Linked DNA regions of Homo sapiens: region 1 is linked to region 2. The links are chromatin loops, found by intact Hi-C in ENCODE. Cell type or tissue: natural killer cell. All regions are shown on one strand. Each heading gives the region's core, and the rest is flanking DNA. Links, peaks and the distances in the headings are about the cores only. Region 1 overlaps SLX4IP (SLX4 interacting protein). Region 2 overlaps SLX4IP (SLX4 interacting protein).

What was found. Peaks named below come from ENCODE experiments on the same cell type or tissue, not always from the same donor. Only the 100,000 strongest peaks of a DNase experiment are listed, where the experiment ranks them.
Region 1: a loop joins it to region 2, with 2.2 times the contacts of the local background. A loop is called at or near these places in 12 of 110 quality-filtered maps.

The regions. Positions count from the first base shown.
Region 1 is chr20:10,442,413-10,451,668 of GRCh38, reverse strand. The region is part of intron 1 of SLX4IP (SLX4 interacting protein); the gene reads right to left. Among named protein-coding and RNA genes, the nearest start is that of SLX4IP, 12 kb to the right of the region's middle. In natural killer cell, for the core only: no CTCF peak of the experiment used is centred there; a DNase peak (open chromatin) is centred at 4,448; H3K4me3 peaks cover 327 bases.
Region 2 is chr20:10,489,927-10,499,182 of GRCh38, reverse strand. The region is part of intron 2 of SLX4IP (SLX4 interacting protein); the gene reads right to left. Among named protein-coding and RNA genes, the nearest start is that of SLX4IP, 59 kb to the right of the region's middle. In natural killer cell, for the core only: no CTCF peak of the experiment used is centred there; no DNase peak of the experiment used is centred there; H3K27ac peaks cover 734 bases.

The DNA.
Region 1 (9,256 bases), core at 946-8,945, 47 kb after region 2:
TGATATAGCCAACATGTTAGCATTTCAACATGTGAGCTATATAAAAATGTTTACATGCTTGTTGTTTTAACCAAGACTTTGAAATTGGTTATATTTCTAGGACATCTCAATTTGGACTGGTCATGTGTCAGGTGCTCAATAGACACTTGTAGGTAGCCACCATTATGGACAGCGCAGTTTGAGAGCCTTTTTTTAAACAAGAAAAACACGGCCAGGCGCGGTGGTTCACACCTGTAATCCCAACACTTTGGGAGGCCAACGCACGTGGATCACTTGGGGTCAAAGTTCGAGACCAGCCTGGCCAACATGGTGAAACCCCATCTCTACTAAAAATACAAAAGTTAGGCAGGCATGGTGGTGGGCGCCTGTAATCCCAGCTACTCGCAAGGCTGAGGCAGGAGAATCGCCTGAACCTGGCAGGCGCAAATTGCAGTGAGCCGAGATTACGCTACTGCACTCCAGCCTGGGTGACAGAGTGATACTCTGTCTCAAAAAAATAAATAAGAAGGGCACTTATTTCTGTATCCTGAATATTTTATTTCTAAAATAAGAGTAATAATACCTAACTCAAAATTATTGAAAGGACTAAATAAAATGACATACAAAAACACTAGGCCTGCCGGGCACGGTGGCTCACGCCTGTAATCCCAGCACTTTGGGAGGCCGAGGCAGGCGGATCAAGAGGTCAGGAGATCGAGACCATCCTGGCTAACACGGTGAAACCCCGTCTCTACTAAAAACCCAAAAAAATTACCCGGGCGTAGTGGCGGGCGCCTGTAGTCCCAGCTACTCAGGAGGCTGAGGCAGGAGAATGGCGTGAACCCGGGAGGCGGAGCTTGCAGTGAGCCGAGATCGCACCATTGTCCTCCAGCCTGGGCGACAGAGCGAGACTCCGTCTCAAAACAAACAAAAAAACCACTAGGCCTTCGATGAGTATTGATAATTATTATTACTCAGTCAACAGTGATTTTTTAGAAATTGGTACCCTTTGGTTTTAATTTTTAATGTTTTAATGTTTGCCTCCTATGTGATGAGATCCTAATTTTTTAAATGGACAAAAATATCTTTATCCAAACCCTAAGTCATGTTAAGTATTCATTTCCATTCTCTAAATAACATAATGCACATGACTTAGAAAAATATTTAATGAAGTTTATCTTAGCAAGCCCATTTAGACGCAAGTGTAAGTGGAAAAAAAGTAAGTTCCTGGGAAATCAGGCACATGTTTAAAAACAATGTATATAAAGGTTGTCCTGAAAACTTTATATGAATTTTTTAAAATTACATTATTTTTGTCTAATAAACATAAAATCAGTCACCTTAAATACATTAAATCAGGCTTGAATAATCTTGCTAAGAATTAAGGAAGTCCCTAAATGAGGGTACTTAAAAAGAATACTCAAGTGCATCAGCTAGACATGGAACCAGGAAAAAGGGGACAGTTTTGTCAATAAGTAACCATCACAGGTAAAAAAAATGTGTGATCCAATTATTTTTTAATTACACACCAGTTTTCCCATATGTACTTTTTTTCCTGAAGGACAGATAGACCACGTGGAAGGCCAAGGCAAGGCTTTCACATCATATCTGCCTTGGATAGATCATAAATGAGCCATATTACAGTGAGGTTACTGTGATGGCTAATATTACTAATACAGTTACATTTTCACATTTTCAACTCACAATAAGGTTTTGTTTTTGTGGGTTTTTTTTTTTACTTTTATCAATAAAACAAGAACAGCTACATTTACGATGTAGATTCTGAATTTTTCAAAGAGTATCATCAAAGTCCAATATCAAAAAAATGATCTCTAGGGATCTGGAACTGAAAAGCATGTATTTTTTATATAAAATAATATGGTCTGACAATGTAAAATAGGCTACCTGGGAAGAATGAAATCTATATTCTGAATATTTTAGTCTGTTTTTAATATCATAACACACTCTGCCTCAAGTTATGTAACTTTTTCACTTGTTTCCACAATGTTTGGAAATTCAAAAAGTCACAATTTTAGGGCTAAAATAGATCTTACAGACCCTCTACTCCCAGCCTTGCCATCTATTCCCCTAATGAGAACTTATGGGACCAGGCCAGCATCTCACAGCTGATGGCCTAACCAAGCGCTAGATAGAGTCTTGTCAGGTCCACTGAGGGCAAACTAGCACCATCTGTCACCTGTAGAATTGCCAAAGTCAGTGACTAATTGGGCTGTCAGGGTAGGTGTGACCTTCTTCCCTCTGCCTCACGCCAAGGTCCAAGTTCCCAACACAGAGTATGACCTCAAATGAAGCTACATGTGTAGTGGTCCTCTCCTGTTAATCAAAGAAAGAAAGAAACTCTATAGTTAATGAAAATGAAGTTTGAATTAATTTATCACTATGCTACATAATATGGCACCCTTCATAGACAAAATATAAATAAATGAATTCTACCAAGATAAAGCCCATAACACATCTGGAAAGTCGGTTGCATAGACCTTGAGCTTGCATATTTGCTAAAGTCATTTCAGATAAAGAAACCATCTTTTCTTTGGTTTATGACAGCACTAGGCATGTGCTGGGGATGAATTAAACGGTGAATTGAAATCTGAAATGAACTGAGCCAATCTGCTAAGTTCCAAATATGGTAAAATCATACTTATCCATGGTGGAAGGAGTACACACTCATATGTGAGCAGCCCTCAGAGCAATGCCTAACACTAGAGGGTACTCAAGAAAAGCCTGCTGGGTGAAAAAAATGTTCCAGATAATTGGTGCTGAGTCACTTATGCATATAACCTTTTTATTTTTTTTCTGTTTTTAGGGAAATTTTCCAAAAATATACTGAATCTTTATTAATGTTCATAAAAATACCATATATTGAATATTTATCTGATATTCCCAATTAAAGTTATCATCACACTGAGCAATAAACACATCACTGCCCCTGTGAGCTGCTAGCTCCTACTCAAAGCTGCTCAACAGTAGGCCAGCGGGGTCGTCTGCCTGCTCTCGCAGGTGATCCCAGAGCTGTCAGAGTGCCTGAGTCCCTTTCTTAACTCCATTCTTAATCTTAATCAGATGGGCCTAGAAAACTAAGAGACTAAGGCTAATGTGATGTTTTCCAAGCCACTCTTACATGGATTTGCATGGACTTCAGTGTGCGAAGGCTTTGAGCCATCTGTTTTACATAATAAAATGACTATTACCTCTACTTCAGGATTAGGGTTTCTATAATGATGAAATCACCGGGTCATGGTACAGTGCAAAGTGTCCCTTGGATTTAAGCCTCAGCATTTAATTCTTCCCACCTCAAAAAAACAGTGGAGTTGGAAAGGTTGACCACTATAGTCTATTCCATTTCTAAACCTCTAGAATCCAAAAATCAACAGTAGTTCAGGGTTCAAATAATGCCAGTATACAAATTCTTCCAGAGAAAAGAGTAAGAAGGAAATCATCCCACCGCTCATTTTATGGAGTACTGATAGCAAAACCAGACAAAGGCAGTAAAAGAATGAAAAATCAGTCAATTCTATGAGTGAACATAGAAGCAATAATCTAAAAGCAATTTTAATCTAGCAAACCTACTTAAAAACAAACAAACATCAGAATCAAGTGAGGTATCTGAGGAGTGCAAGGTTAGCTAAACACTACAGAAATCATCACATTAAAAAACTGAAGTAGAGGCCGGGTTCAGTGGCTCACACCTGTAATCTCAGGACTTTGGGAGGCTGAGGCAGGAGGACTGCTTGAGCCCAGGAGTTCGAGACCAGCCTAGGCAACAAAGTGAGACCCTATCTCTAAAAAAAAAAAAAAAAAAAAATCAGCCAGGTGTGGAGCCCCCACCTGTGGTCCCAGCTACATGGGAAACTGAGGCAGGAGGATCACTTGAGCCCAGGAGTTCAAGGCTGCAGTGAGCCATGTTTATGCCACTGCACTCCAGCCTGGGTGACAGAGACCCTGTCTCAAAACACAAAAACAAAAACTAAAGAAGAAAAAAGGCACATAAACATTTCAGTAGAAGCAGAAAAAAATAAAAAGGTAACATTAGAAATCTATGAATACAAAGGAATTTCTTAATCTAAAAAAAGCATCTACAAAAATGTAACAAAATGCTTAATGATGAACCAGTAGAAACAACTTCTTTGCAACAAGTAGAAAATGTAGAACTTAAAATATCATTTAAACTAGCATCCCACAAATAAAAAGTATCTAGGAATAAAATGAAAAAAATATATACGAGACATCCTCTGACTGATCTACTAATTTAATGCAACTCCAAACACAAACTTGAACAGGGAAACTGAGAAAGACTAAAAAAGATCAAGACACTTCTAGAAAAGGAAGAAAAAAACAAAAGATGGGGCTTGCAAAACTGCTACAATGCAAGGTAAAAAAACTAACGTACTGGCAAACGGGCAGACAAACAGGCAGAGGGGGCAGACTCCACACACCAGAAACCAATGCATGCATTTATGAAACTGATGCATGCTGGGAGCAGCACTGTGAAATTAGTGTGAAATGAAGAGATGACTCATTCAATAAACTGTGGTCAAACAACTGCTCATATCTATTTGAGAAAAAATTAAATTGGACTCGATCTCATACAAGACTCAAAAATCAATTACAGATGGGTTAAAAACTCAAAGGTGTGAAACTAAAACCTTTCAGAGGATATTTTTATGAACTCAAAATCATAAAGGAGTTTTTTAACTAGACAGAGAAAATGTAAACCATAAAGAAAAAGAATGACAGCTTTGGCCATATTGAAATTAAAACTTTTCTAAGAAAACTGGGAGAAAAATATTTGCAATCCATATCTAACAAAGGATTTCTATCTAGAATACATAGTCTCAAAATTCAATAGTAAAAAGCAACAGTCCAATCAGAAAATGGGCAAATGACAAACAGATATCTCACCAAGAAGGATATACAGATGGTAAAAAAGCATATGAAAAGATATTCAACATCATTAGCCATGGGAAAATGTAAAATAAAACCACAATGAGATATCACTACATATCTACCAGAAAGACAAATAAAAAACAATAACACCAAATGCTGGTGAGGGTGCAGAGAAAATAGATCTCTCATATATCACTGGTGGGACTGTAAAAGTGGTACAGCCACTCAGGAAAAGTGACTGGAAGTTTCTTATCAATCTAAACAACCCAAAAATTGCTCTCCTCAGAATTTATCCCAGAGAAATGAGAACTTAGGCTCACGTAAAAACTTGTTCAAAAATGTTCATAGTAACTTTTTTTTTTTTTTTTTTTTTGAGACAGAGTCGCACTCTGTTGCCCAGGCTGTAGTGCAGTGGCCCAATTTCGGCTCACTGCAACCTCTGCCCTCCGAGTTCAAGTGATTCTCTTGCCTCAGCCTCCCAAGTAGCTGGGATTACAGGTGCCTGCCACCACACCTGGCTAATTTTTATGTTTTTAATAGAGACGGGGTTTCACCATCATGGCCAGGCTGGGCTTGAACTCCTGACCTTGTGATCCACCCACCTCAGCCTCCCAAAGTGCTGGGATTACAGGTATGAGCCACCGCATCCGGCCATCATAGTAACTTTATTCTTAACAGCCACAAACTGGAAACAACCCAGACATCCTTCAACGTGTGAATGGTTAAACAAACTGCAGTACCTTTATACCCTGGCATATTACTCAGGCAGAGGGAATAAACTATTGATACATGCAACTTGGATGGATTTTAAGGAAATAGGCTGAGTTAAAAAAAAAAAAAAAAAAAAAAAAGCAATCTCAGCCAGGCACAGTGGCTCATGGCTGTAATCCCAGCAGTTTCAGAGGCCAAGTAGGGCAGATCACCTGAGGTCAGGAGTTCAAGACCAGCCTGGCTAACATGGTGAAACCCTGTTTCTACTAAAAATACAAAAAATTAGCCGGGCTTAGTGGCATGTGCCTGTAGTCCCAGCTACTCAGGAGGCCGAGGCGGGAGAATCGCTTGAACTCAGGAGGCGGAGGTTGCAGTGAGCCGAGATCACGCCACTGCACTCCAGCCTGAGTGACAGAGTGAGACTCCATCTCAAAAAAAAAAAAAAAGGGCAATCTCATCGGCTGGGCATGGTGGCTCACATCTGTAATCCCAGCACTTTGGGAGGCTGAGGCGGGCGGATCATGAGGTCAGGAGTTCAAGACCAGCATGGCCAACATGGTGAAACTCCATCTCTACTAAAAATTAAAAAAATTAGCCAGGCGTCTTGGTGCACACCTGTAATCCCAGCTACTAGGGAGGCTGAGGCAGGAGAATTGCTTGAACCTAGGAGGTGGAGTTTGCAGTGAGCCAAGATCGCGCCATTGCACTCCAGCCTGGGCAACAAGAGCAAAACTCCATCTCAAAAAAAAAAAAAAAAAAAAAGAAAGAAAAAAGAAAAAGCAATCCAACAGAAAAATGGGGAGAGGTGGTCCCCAGAGTAAGGTGCCCCTGCCTCCCAACAAAGTCTCTGCAGGTCTGGCAAGGCAGTAGGGGGTGGAAGGAGAGCTTCTCATCCCTTCTGTTATTTAGGCCTTGACAACCACTGTGCAACATCCAACCATGAGACTTGTATATCCTCTGGGAGCTGAGGGGCATGTCCCTCACTATTCTTTTACAAAACCCAATTAGTTGTGATATCTAAACACAGAAGAATTGACGGAGAATCTGTGGGGAACACATGTTCTCTTCCCTTACTACATGCACACAGCCTGTTATCTGGGATGGAACAGATGACAGTCATGGATGGGCCCATCCGCCTCCCACGAGAAGGAAAAATCACAACATGGTGCTATGGTCTACATGTTGGTATCCCCCCAAATTTATATGTTGGAACCTAATGCCCAGTGTAATAGTATTAACGGTGGGGACTTTGGAAAGTGATAAATAATGAGGGCTCCATCCTCATGAATGGGACCAGTGCCCTTATTTTAAAAAAGGCTCAAACAAGCTCCCCAGCCTCTCTACCTTATGTGAGGGTACAGCAAGAAGGTATCATCTTCGAAGCAGAAAGCAAGTCCAGGCCAGGCGCGGTGGCTCATGTCTGTAATCCCAGCACTTTGGGAGGCTGAGGCGGGCGGATCACGAGGTCAGGAGTTCGAGACCAGCGTGAACAACATGGTGAAACCCCACCTCTACTAAAAATACAAAAATTAGCTGAGCATGGTGGCACACACCTGTAATCCCAGCTACTCAGGAGGCTGAGGCAGGAGAATCACTTGAACCCGGGAGGCAGAGGTTGCAGTGAGCTGAGATTGTGCCACTGCAATCCAGCCTGGGTGACAGAGCGAGACTCCAGCTCAAAAAAAAAGAAAGAAAGAAACCCCTCACCAGACAGTGAATCTGCTGGTGCCTTGATCTTAAACGTCCCATTCTCCAGAACTGTGAGCAATAAATTCCTATTGTTTATAAATTACTCAGTCTAAGGTATTTTGTTATGGCAGCACAGGCAGACTAAAACACATGGTGATGCCAGCAGCTCCAGACCCCTACAACTACAGCCTCTTAAAGTACCTCTAATCTCTATCCTTGTACTTCCCCATCCCCAAACCCAACATTAGAGGTATCTGAGCATAAGTCCCCTATTCAAAACTCTTCACTGGGATTTCCCACAGCATCAGAAGCCCTTTTGTCAATGCTTGTATTAGTCTGTTCTTGCAATGCTATAAAGAACTACCTGAGACTGGGTAATTTATAAAGAAAAGTGGTTTAACTGGCTCGCAGTTCTCCAGGCTCTACAGGAAGCATGGCTGGGGAGGCCTCAGGAGACTTACAATCATGGTGGAAGGCAAAAGGAGGCAGGCACATCCTACATGACTGGAGCAGGAGGAAGAGAGAGAAGAGAGAGGTACTATACACTTTTAAACAACCAGAGCTTGAGAGAACTCACTATCCTGAGAACAGCAAGTGGGAAATCTGCCCCCATGAACAATCACCTTCAACCAGGCCCCTCCTCCAACACTGGGGGTTACAATTCAACATGAGATTTGCTCAGGAACACAAATCCGAACAATATCAGTGCCCCTGCCCAAACCTCCATCTTATGGCACAGGCAACTTCACACCTGTAATGCCACCACATAACCAACTCCTGGCACATGTCCTTGAACATGCAGCTCCAGCTCTCCCTGCCTTCACCCATGCATGCCGCACTGTGGAATGTCCTCTCCTAAAGCGAGTTGAGTTATCCTCTGAGACCCAACTCAGATGCCACCTGTTTCTTGGAGCCTTCTATGAACCAAGTGAATTGCTCCTTCTCTGGGACACACCTGAACCACCTCTACTCTCACGCTTAGCCCACTGAATTATAACTAACTCTGGTCCTCTCCCTGACTATAAGATTCCCAGGGACAGGGTCCATTCATCTCCTCTTTAATATTTGGGGTGTGGCACTGTTATGCATTAAAAGTTTGCTGACTTGGGTCCATTGATGTTACTAAATCAGAATGTGGTTTTTTGTTTTTGTTTTTGTTTTTTTTTAGATTTATACCTATTTATCCAACGTATCTTTACTGTCCCTAAATTCCAAATTCCACAGTAAGCCTTCCAAAAAAGAGGTCAAGCACTCTGGACCTATTTCACCAAATAAATAATACTTCAGTTATATATAATCATACAGCCAAAGCTGAGAGTTGTAATTCATATAAACACATACCCAGAAGATCCTAGTGTTTCATATTGAAAATAATGGGCAACAGATTAGAGGTGTGGTTGAAGTTTATACCACAAAGATGATGTTTTTGGTGCATAAATTTCTTTGTCTTTAAAATACTGGCATTTTAACATTCATTTAAATGGAAAAGATATTATTAGCTTCTATCTTAATTAAGTTTTAAATCAAGGAACATCCTGAGGCTTTTCTAAATTTTTTTTACTGATCATTAAAAAGCAAGTGTGCACACACGCACACAAAAAGCAACAATGCATCTTCAATGATTATTTTCCTAGGCCCTCAAAGTTGCTTTCAGCAGGATGCAACAAGCTCAGTGACCAGGTTTACAGAATAAATGTTAAAAAGCCTTTGCTACCAGAGCTGGCAATTCAAGTCTAAATTCAGTGGCATTTTTATTTTGTTGCCTGTTTTTAAGAAGTGTAGGACAACCCAAAAAGATCAATTTTCCAAATATCTGAAAGTATATAATTTACATAAGTATGCTAAGTTAGAGTATATTATAACTTACAAATGATGCCTCATCTTCTATTGTGCATTCTTGAGTCCACTCTCTCAGGCCTGAAAACAAGCATTCTTTAACAAAGAGGAGACTTTGATAGGGTATGACCTACCA
Region 2 (9,256 bases), core at 1,067-9,066:
ATATAACATAAAGAATTAAAGTTGAAAATCTGTATTAGACCCATAATTTTTGTCATTAAAGAAGTTAATAAGATCACTAAATTTAAAATAAATAAAAATTTGTTCACACATATAGTTAAGATAATAATGATTGCTGTAAAGATACAAAGTAGGGAGTAGAGATATTTTAACATCCAAAGCATATGTAAATATACATATTTTAGTTGTGATCATCCTCAGTGATAATTTATTGTCCAAATGCTTTATGTTATTTTTCCTACCTAGAAGAGGCCAATAAGAATCGCTATTGTTCTAACCCTATACAGGGTAGAATGATATGATAACAAAGTAAATTTGTCTAAAGCAGGAAATTTTTAAAAATTAGAGGATTTTCAAAAAGAATTTTAATATGGATATTAAAAATCTGAATCTTGAGAATAAGGGACAATAGACTCAATTACAATAGAGTGTCAGGTATAATCACCAGTTGTAAACTCCGTCACCACAAAAAAAAAAAAAGAAAAGAAAAGAAAAAAGAAATTGCTACAAGCACCAAAGAACCTCCCATCAAGATGATACAGTTAAGTGCTTATTTTGAAGCATCCCTATGGCAATGATCAATTTCCTTAAAACCATCCACAAAATATTACAGTGTTAAGACACTTCAAAACTGAGATAACCATTTCATGAGACAGAAATGGACCTGAAATAAGCAGGAGGCAGGGTAGATACCACAGAACTGGCAGGGGCACAGGAGGCAGGGTAGATACCACAGACCTGGCAGGGGCAGTGGGAAGTTCCATTCTGCAGAGTAATGGGAGAGATAACCCCTGAGGCCACACTGGGTGGGATGGAGAAGGACTCGCCAGAGGAAAACTTCTGCTAACAGATTGACCTAGGGCACTGGCATGATAGGAAGCTGTAAACACAGGGAGGCAGGAAAACACAAACACAGCCTCAGGAACTGAACAGAGCTGCCCACTGGCTCAGCTAATAGATTAACAATATCTAATTCACTGCAAGACAGATGATCTGAAATTATATTACCTATGTCATCAAATCTAGGATGCCAATAATTGTTAAGGAAGAATATTGCTATGTACCACTAAGAAAAAATATTGCCAGTTAAAATGATATATCCATGAATTATAGATGTATCCCAATCTGAAAGATTTTAAAACATGAAAAAAAGTGAGTCATGGAACTGATAATATGCTCTATGACTTGGCTCTAGACTCCATGGTGAAGGAGTAGAGAGAAGAGAAAGCTGGTTCTCAGTGAGAAGAGGCCATTTTTTAGAAAAAGCAAGATTGGTGGAAGGATTGCATACAAAGGGCAACAGAGGAAAAATTAACACCAAAAAAAATTTTTTTAAAGGAAGAAGCAGCAGCCTACTCAAAATGAGCCTCCAAACCAAAATTCCAAAGTATATGAAGAATTCTAATATTAAGAAAAGTGACCAACAAAGTCAATAACCAGAAAAATAATTTCTGGAACAGTCTATTTGAATTCTAAACAAGTACATTTAAGAAGTTTAAAGAAATAAAAACATCATTTCATTAAAATGAGTAAGAAATTATAATACAGAAAGAGATAATGCTGATAGGAAACCGATATGAAAAAATGATAAACACAAGTAATAGGGCAGAAATAAAGTTTCCGAAAAAAGAAAGCAAAGAGAATAGTAGAAAACCATATTTGAAGAGGGTATACTAGAGACTGCCAAAATTGAGGAAATGATTCCTCAGATGAAAACACCTTTGAGTACAAAGCAAAAAAGATAAATCCACATCTAGACACTATAGTGAAAGCATAAAGTATCAGGGATTTTTTTAAAGTTGTAAAATTTAAAAGTTATCACAAAATCTAATGGCAGATGTCTCATCTACAGAAAATGGAAGAGTGCCTTCAAAATATTCACAGAAAATATCTGTTGACCTAAAATTTCATACTCATGTAAAATAAACTGCCATCCAAGATTCAATGCAAAGTAATTTCTGACATTGAAAAACTAAGTATCAATCAATCAATGAGGGACAGACTCCCACAGTCCCTCATTAAAAGAACTATTAAATGTTTATCACTGGGAGAAAATGCATGGGATACCTGAAACAATAGTGACGCCAGATACTGATTAAAAACAAAAAAGAAAAGAAACACACACACATAGATACATACACTTAACTTCTGATTGAAAAAATATTAATAACCAATTCATTTTATATTAAGAAAACACTGTGAAAGTTGTTCAATGTTTAAACAAAATGTGCTAAGTCTAGGTCACATATGGAAAAAGGATAGAAATACTGAATGACTTTAGAATTTGCTGAAAAATGTTAGAATGAAATCCATGAGAGATACTGTAGATGATATGACCCCAAGCCCCATTCTTAATTTCTTCCTGGCTTCCTTCCAGCTATAGAAGGCTACCTGGCACAGTTCTAGCCAACAACAAAAGCCCCTTGGGTGCTACTCCCAGAAGTCTTTGCTTTTCTGACAAAAAGAAAACTCCTCAGTGAGCACGCCTTTTTTTTTTGTCCATTTGGCCTTTCCCAATTCCCTCCTGCCTAGTAGTACATGGATGTGAGGAAGTGCAGCTGCCAGCCTGCAGCCATAAAGCTATAAGAATGAGGAAAAGCCCCCAAGTTATGGGATGATAAAGCAAAAGATAGAAAAACCTGGGTCCCTGATGGTAGGTCCACCTCTAGGTTTTGTTTCGTGCAAGAAAAATAACTCCTATTTGTTTGTGACTCTCTAATTGGGTTTTCTGCTACTTGCATTGAGTATAACTTTAGTAGTAAAAAGAATTATGAGCAAACTCTAAAAGAAGAGAATTACTGTGTATGATGAATTAAGCAGAAGACAGGAATAGGAAAAAGAAGACACAAAATAAAGGGCTAGCTAGGAGACCTGAAATGTTGCCAACACGTAGAAATGATCAATGCTCGGGTGATGGATACCCTGACTTGATCATTACACATTCTATGCACGTAATAAATATCACATGTATCCCAGACACATGCATAAGCACTGTGTATCAATTACAAAAATAAAATAATTTAAAAAGAAAAAGAATGGCAAGCAAAAAATATAATGTAGTAGAAATAAGTCCAAATACATTAATATTTGCAATAAATGGAACCAATGAATAGGTGCAGAAAAAAAAAATCAACCAAACAACAACAAGAAACAACCCAGCTATTTGCTACTTACCAGAGAAGATGCACAAAAAGGGCTGAAAAAGCAAATGTCTTTAAAAATTTAACCAAAAATGAAACAAAATTAAAAATCAACCAAATAATAACAACAACAAAAAAAAACCCAGCTATTTGCCACTTATCAGAGAGAATGCACAGAAAGGGCTTGAAAAGTAAATGTTTTACAAATTTTAACCAAAAGAAAAACAGGTGAAGAAATGTTAATACTGAAATATTAATAGCAGACAAAACAGAATCTTAAAGGAAAACCATCAGAATTACTAAAGATGGATACCTAACAATATACATAGAAAAATCTATGAGGATGATAGAATAATCATGAACTTGTTTATACTTAGCAGTGCAGCTTCAACATACATAAAGCAAAAACTGACAAGATATAAGGAAAATGTGACGAATCTATTACTATAGTGAGAAGCTGAAAAACCAGGCAAAATATTTAAGCAAAAACATTAATAAATAGTGAAATTAACTTATCTGATTATTTAATAGAATCTTACATTTAATAAATCTGGACTACGAATTCTTTTTAATTATACTTTAAACATTTACAAAACCCCGACCATGTACCAGATCAGAAAGGAAGTCTCAACAAATTTCCAACAATGGTTATCACACAGACCACATCCTCTAGCCATAATGTGGGCAGTTAAATTAGAAACTGACAATAGAAAATATTCTCAAAAGGTATTTGAGAAATTTAATATGCAATCTTAAAAAAATCAGACAGTAAGGAGAAAATGACAATGACAATCACAAAATACTTAGAAATTAATAATGTTGAGAGTACTATATCTCAAAACCTGTAACATGCAGTTAAAGTGACTCTTAGATATATTTTACAGTCATATACGTATTTTCATTATTTTTAATCGATGAATAAAAATTGTATGTATTTATTCAGTACAATGTGATGTTTTGATAAATGGGAAAAATGTGGAATGATTAAACAAGCTAATTAACATATCTATCATCTCACTTGTCTTTTTTTGTGGTGAGACATTTGAAATTTAGTCTTCACAATTTTGAAATATACATTATTAATAACTATAGTCACCATGAGGTACAACACATCAAGAACTTATTTCTCCTAACTGAAACTTTGTACCCCTTGATGGCCATCTCTCCATCACTCCACAAACTCTATTATATGTACTTTCTAAGACAGAAGAAGGAATCAAAATCAATTCAGCCTAAAATAGAGTAAACTAAAGAAAGAGGAGGAGACAGAAAGACAAAGTGGGAGTAGGGCCAGGGGGAGATAGGAGGAAGAAGGGAAAAAGCAAGAGGGTAAAAGGAAGAAAGTAGAAATTAAGCAGAAAATAAGAAAAACAGCAAATATTAACAAAACCAAATTCTGGCTCACCAGAAAAACTAAGCAGGCAAACGTCTAGCACAAATAAACAATATTGGATAAAAAGGAGGATAATGTTAAATACAGAGTTTTATTTAATTAAAAGAGAAAACTATAACTCAATTCTATGTCAATATATCTAAAAACAGATGAAATAACTTTTTCTAGAAAAATATTAATAACAGACTCAAAAGCATTATATTGTATACAAACCAATAAGCATTAAAGAAACTTATAATAATATAAATATAATAATGATATTATAACAGTAATATAAATAATAATAATCTTAAATAATCAAAAAGCTTTATTTCCATCCTCCGCCCTAGAACCACAGGCCCAGGCAGTTTCACGAGAGAGTTTTATGAAGTCTTCAAAAAATGGATAATTACAAACTATTACAGAATACTTTTAAAGGGGTGATCCATCATTTAACGAGATTAGTAACAAAGTCAACAACAACAAAAAAAGAAAGCTCATTCATAAAAAGTTTCAATAATGCTAAATTATACTGTCAAAGCAAAGCAGAGTTTATCCCAGGAATTGTAAGATCAACACATCTACTAAATGCCGTATTGAGATATTAAAGGATAAAATACGATCATCTCAATAAATGCTCTTAAAAAGTCTTCAAGTCCAGGTGTGGTGGCTCATTCCTGTAATCCCAGAACTTTGGGAGGCCAAAGCAGGAGGATCACTTGAGGCCAAAGGTTTGAGACCAGTCTGGGTAACACAGTAAGACCCTGACTCAAAAAAAAAAAAAAAAAAAAAAGGCAACTATAAAAAAAACACTTCAGTAAAGTTTAACACTCATTTTCAAGACAACATAGTTGCAAAGTAGACCAGTAGGAAACATTTTTCATCTAAAATGTGTTATGTATCAAAGCCTGACGCAGACATTGCTCTTAATAGTAAGGCTTTAAAATTATTTCCATTAAAGTCAGGCACAAGACAGGAATAACCACTACATCTTCTATTCACATTGCATTGGTCCTAGGCAATGCAATAATTCAAGAAATAGAAAATGGATATATAAGAATTGAATGTTCATGCATTTAAAAGGGCTGAAAAAAAAGAACTTAATGAAAGAGACAAAAGTTACCTTATCTGTAGATGTTGACTATACATAAAATATTCAAAAGAATCTTGGAAAAACTATTAAAATATGGGAGTTCGATATGGTTGGTGGTTTCAACATCAATCTAAAAAATGAATAATTGTCCTAAATCCTGTGATAATCTATTATAAAATGTAATAGAATAAAATATCCAATTTATAGTAGCAACAACGAAAAAAATGCCTGGAAACAGACCTAATAAAAAATCTTATTTAAGGCCTCTATGGACCTAGTTCAAAGACAAGACTCAGAATCATAAGACTGCAATGCTCCCCAATTAATCTACGAACTCAATATTACTTAAATCAAAATCCCAAATGTTTAAGGAAGATCAAAGGTCACAGAGTAGCCAAGGCAATGTTGAAAAAGAAAAAAGTAGAAAGATTTGTTCTGCTAGATGAAAAGACATACCACCAGGGGCAGTGGCTCACACTTGCAATCACAGCACTGTGGGAGGCCAAGGCAGGAGGACTGCTTGAGGCCAGGAGTTTGAGACCAGCCTGGCCAACATAGCAAGACCCCATCTCTTAAAAAAAAAAGACTTGTGATAATGTTACAGTAATCAAAACAGTTGGTATTAGCATAGAAAGAGACAAATGATAATGTGTACATAAAAAATATGTCTATTTAGAATCATACTATATGACAGAGGAACATTACACTTCAACGGGGAAAGGATAAGCTGTTCTGAGATAACTAATTATCCATTGGGAAGTAAAAACTATACCAGATGAATTAAAGAACTAAATATTTTCAAAAACCTAAAATTTTTGAAGAATATATTAGATACATTTTGGTTGGAAAGATACTTTCAAGCAGACCTAAAAAGTACAAACCATAAAAGACTGATATATCAGTCCATATTAGAATTTAAAACTTCTTTTCAACAAAGACACTGGAGACAAAGTAAAAAGACAAGTCACAGATTAGTATTTATAACAAATATAAATGACAAAAGATCACTATATAGATAGCAGTTATGTCAAAAGATAACAACAAACAGTCCTGCAGAAAAATGAGTAAAAGATATGAACCAGGTATCAACAAAAGAAATAAAAATAAACAGTAAGATATCACTTCACACCCATAAGATTGGAAAAAGTAAAAATTCTAGCAATACCAAGAATTCCCAAAGATATGAAGAAAAGGAAATTCTCATATGGCTGGTGGGAGGGGAAACTGACGCAACTACTGTGGAGAGTAATTTACACTGTCCAGTGAGGCTGAGGCTGAGCCTGAGTCATGTTCTGTAGTTCTGCAATCCCACTCCAGGACACATCCCCTACAGCAGCCAGTATTTCTGTGCACCTTCTCCCTATTCACACACCCAAGAACATTCATCACAAACTGTTGGGAATAGCACAAAATTAGGGAAAACTTAAACATTCAGCAGAAACGGGTAAATAAATGGCATAGAGTTATAAAAAGGAAAACTATGTAGCAGATCCTTCACTAAAGCTACATGTATCCACAGCCAACATAACAATGAGTAGTAAAAGCAGACTGCCTAATACTATGCACAGCATGTACCATTTATACTAACTTTGAAAATGTGCAAATCAATACCAAATGTTGTTTATGAGCACATTTGCTTGTAGAAAAGGCAGGAAAATGTATATAGAAATAAAACATACCAAATTCAGGAAAACTGTTACTTCTGGGGTAAGTGAGGAGTTTATAGGTTGAGGAGACATACACGGGTATTAAAATATATTTACAATTTTTTAACCCAATGATACCAGTAGATACTATTACGTTGAACAATGAGTTCTTGAATTCTTTTGAAATAATTATGCCTCATAGTTTCCATAAACATGATAAATATTATTCAATATGTATCAAATTATTACATAACACATAAGTTTAAAGATTTAATAAGAGAATCACTTTTGGAATTAAAAAAGAAAGTAATCTTCAGATGTAAAAGATGCACCATGCTTTGGGGAAAAGTGATAAGCATAATTGCTAAAAAGATGGTTAGGTTCTGGAACTTGAACATTCTCTAGTTGTGCAGACAGCAAAATTGAGTTGAAATGGGGGAAACCTGAGATGACTTTAATGCTTCTCCACACTGGTTCATGGAGAAGACAAAGGAGCAAGGTCCGAAAGCTCTGAAGAACGTTAGAGCTGAGAATCATGAATATGATTACTTGGCTGCACAAAGTAAGAATATGAGAAAAAAACAGGGGAGTTGAGGGAGAAATAGGAGAAAATATAAAGGCATTAATTTCTTCATTTCCTTTAAGAAGAGTTGATGGGTATTATGTTTGGCAAAATGTGATGAAATGTTTAAACTGCGAAATAAGTACAAGGGTGTTCCTTATGCGATTAGCCATTTTATTAAGTATTTAAAACACAAATTATTTTAAAGAATTACATCTGCAAGTGACAAAGCAAGACAAGAGGCAAGTACCAAAGTGTGTAACAACCTGTGTTTTTTTTTAAAGTGGAGCCTACTGACAGCAACGTGACAAAACCACTCTCTTGTTTGCTTTCTCCTGGACTATCCTGAATGGGGAAGAGAGGGGTGGAATTACAAGTAGCTTGCTTCAATTTTGCATAACCCTGGATACCCCCCTGTGAGGGTGTGAGGCATGTGAAAGCCATCTGTGTTGTAGCAGAAAACAAGTTGAGAGCTACTGAATCAGAGCATTCACATCAAAGAATGAATGCAAACTGGCTCTCACCACCAGAAGCCATGTTCACAGGGAGAAGGAGAATGGACAGAGACTCTCAAATAAACCACAAAACAATGGTGAAAAAAACACTGTAAGTCACTATATGGCCAATAATTTCAAACTGCAGACCTACCAAATCTTTTCAACCTCTATTAACTAACAGCAACACAGATGGGTTGGGTTTCAAGTCTCTCCATTCTTTCTGGATCCTCTGGAAAAGGCACAAAGAAATAAAATGCCAAAACAATAGGTTACCCAAAAAAAGAGCAGGAAGTAGAGTCAGGAAAATTCACAAACTAACTGAGTGACCAGTCTCAATGTGAGGTCAGAAGGTTCTATGAGACTGTGAATCTTAATCTAAAGCAGGGGGTGGGAGGGGATGACTTATTTTTAACCCACATTTCACACTATAGAAAGATGTTACAGGAAGACACACGGACCCAAATTAAGCTGAACATCTTTGTTACCACTGCTCTAAGCCACTGAGGAGACAGAACCAGCATGAAGGAGGATTCTGGGACAGACCCGGAAATGGAATATTTTAATTATTATATTTTATTCATAAACAAAATGATATTATAAATACTCATAAAGAATTTTATACATGGACTTATCCAAAGTTAGTTTTAGTCTAAAAAAAAAAGAAATTTCCACTACTTTAAATACTAAAAATATCTCCTTTTGAAACATGTTCTTTAGGTTTGCATGATAGGGATTCTTTTTTAAGGCCTTTCATGGTGATAGAGTTTTTCCAAGGTGTGTCATTCATAATCCATACAGGTGATTCATCATGGCCTCCTTAGAATTAGATATTAACACTAAGAACTTTTTTGGCCCTTCCCTGTTTTTACCTATGAAAGATGTATGGGTGGGGTAGAGTTAAGTGCAGAAGAAAATTTAAATCAGAGAC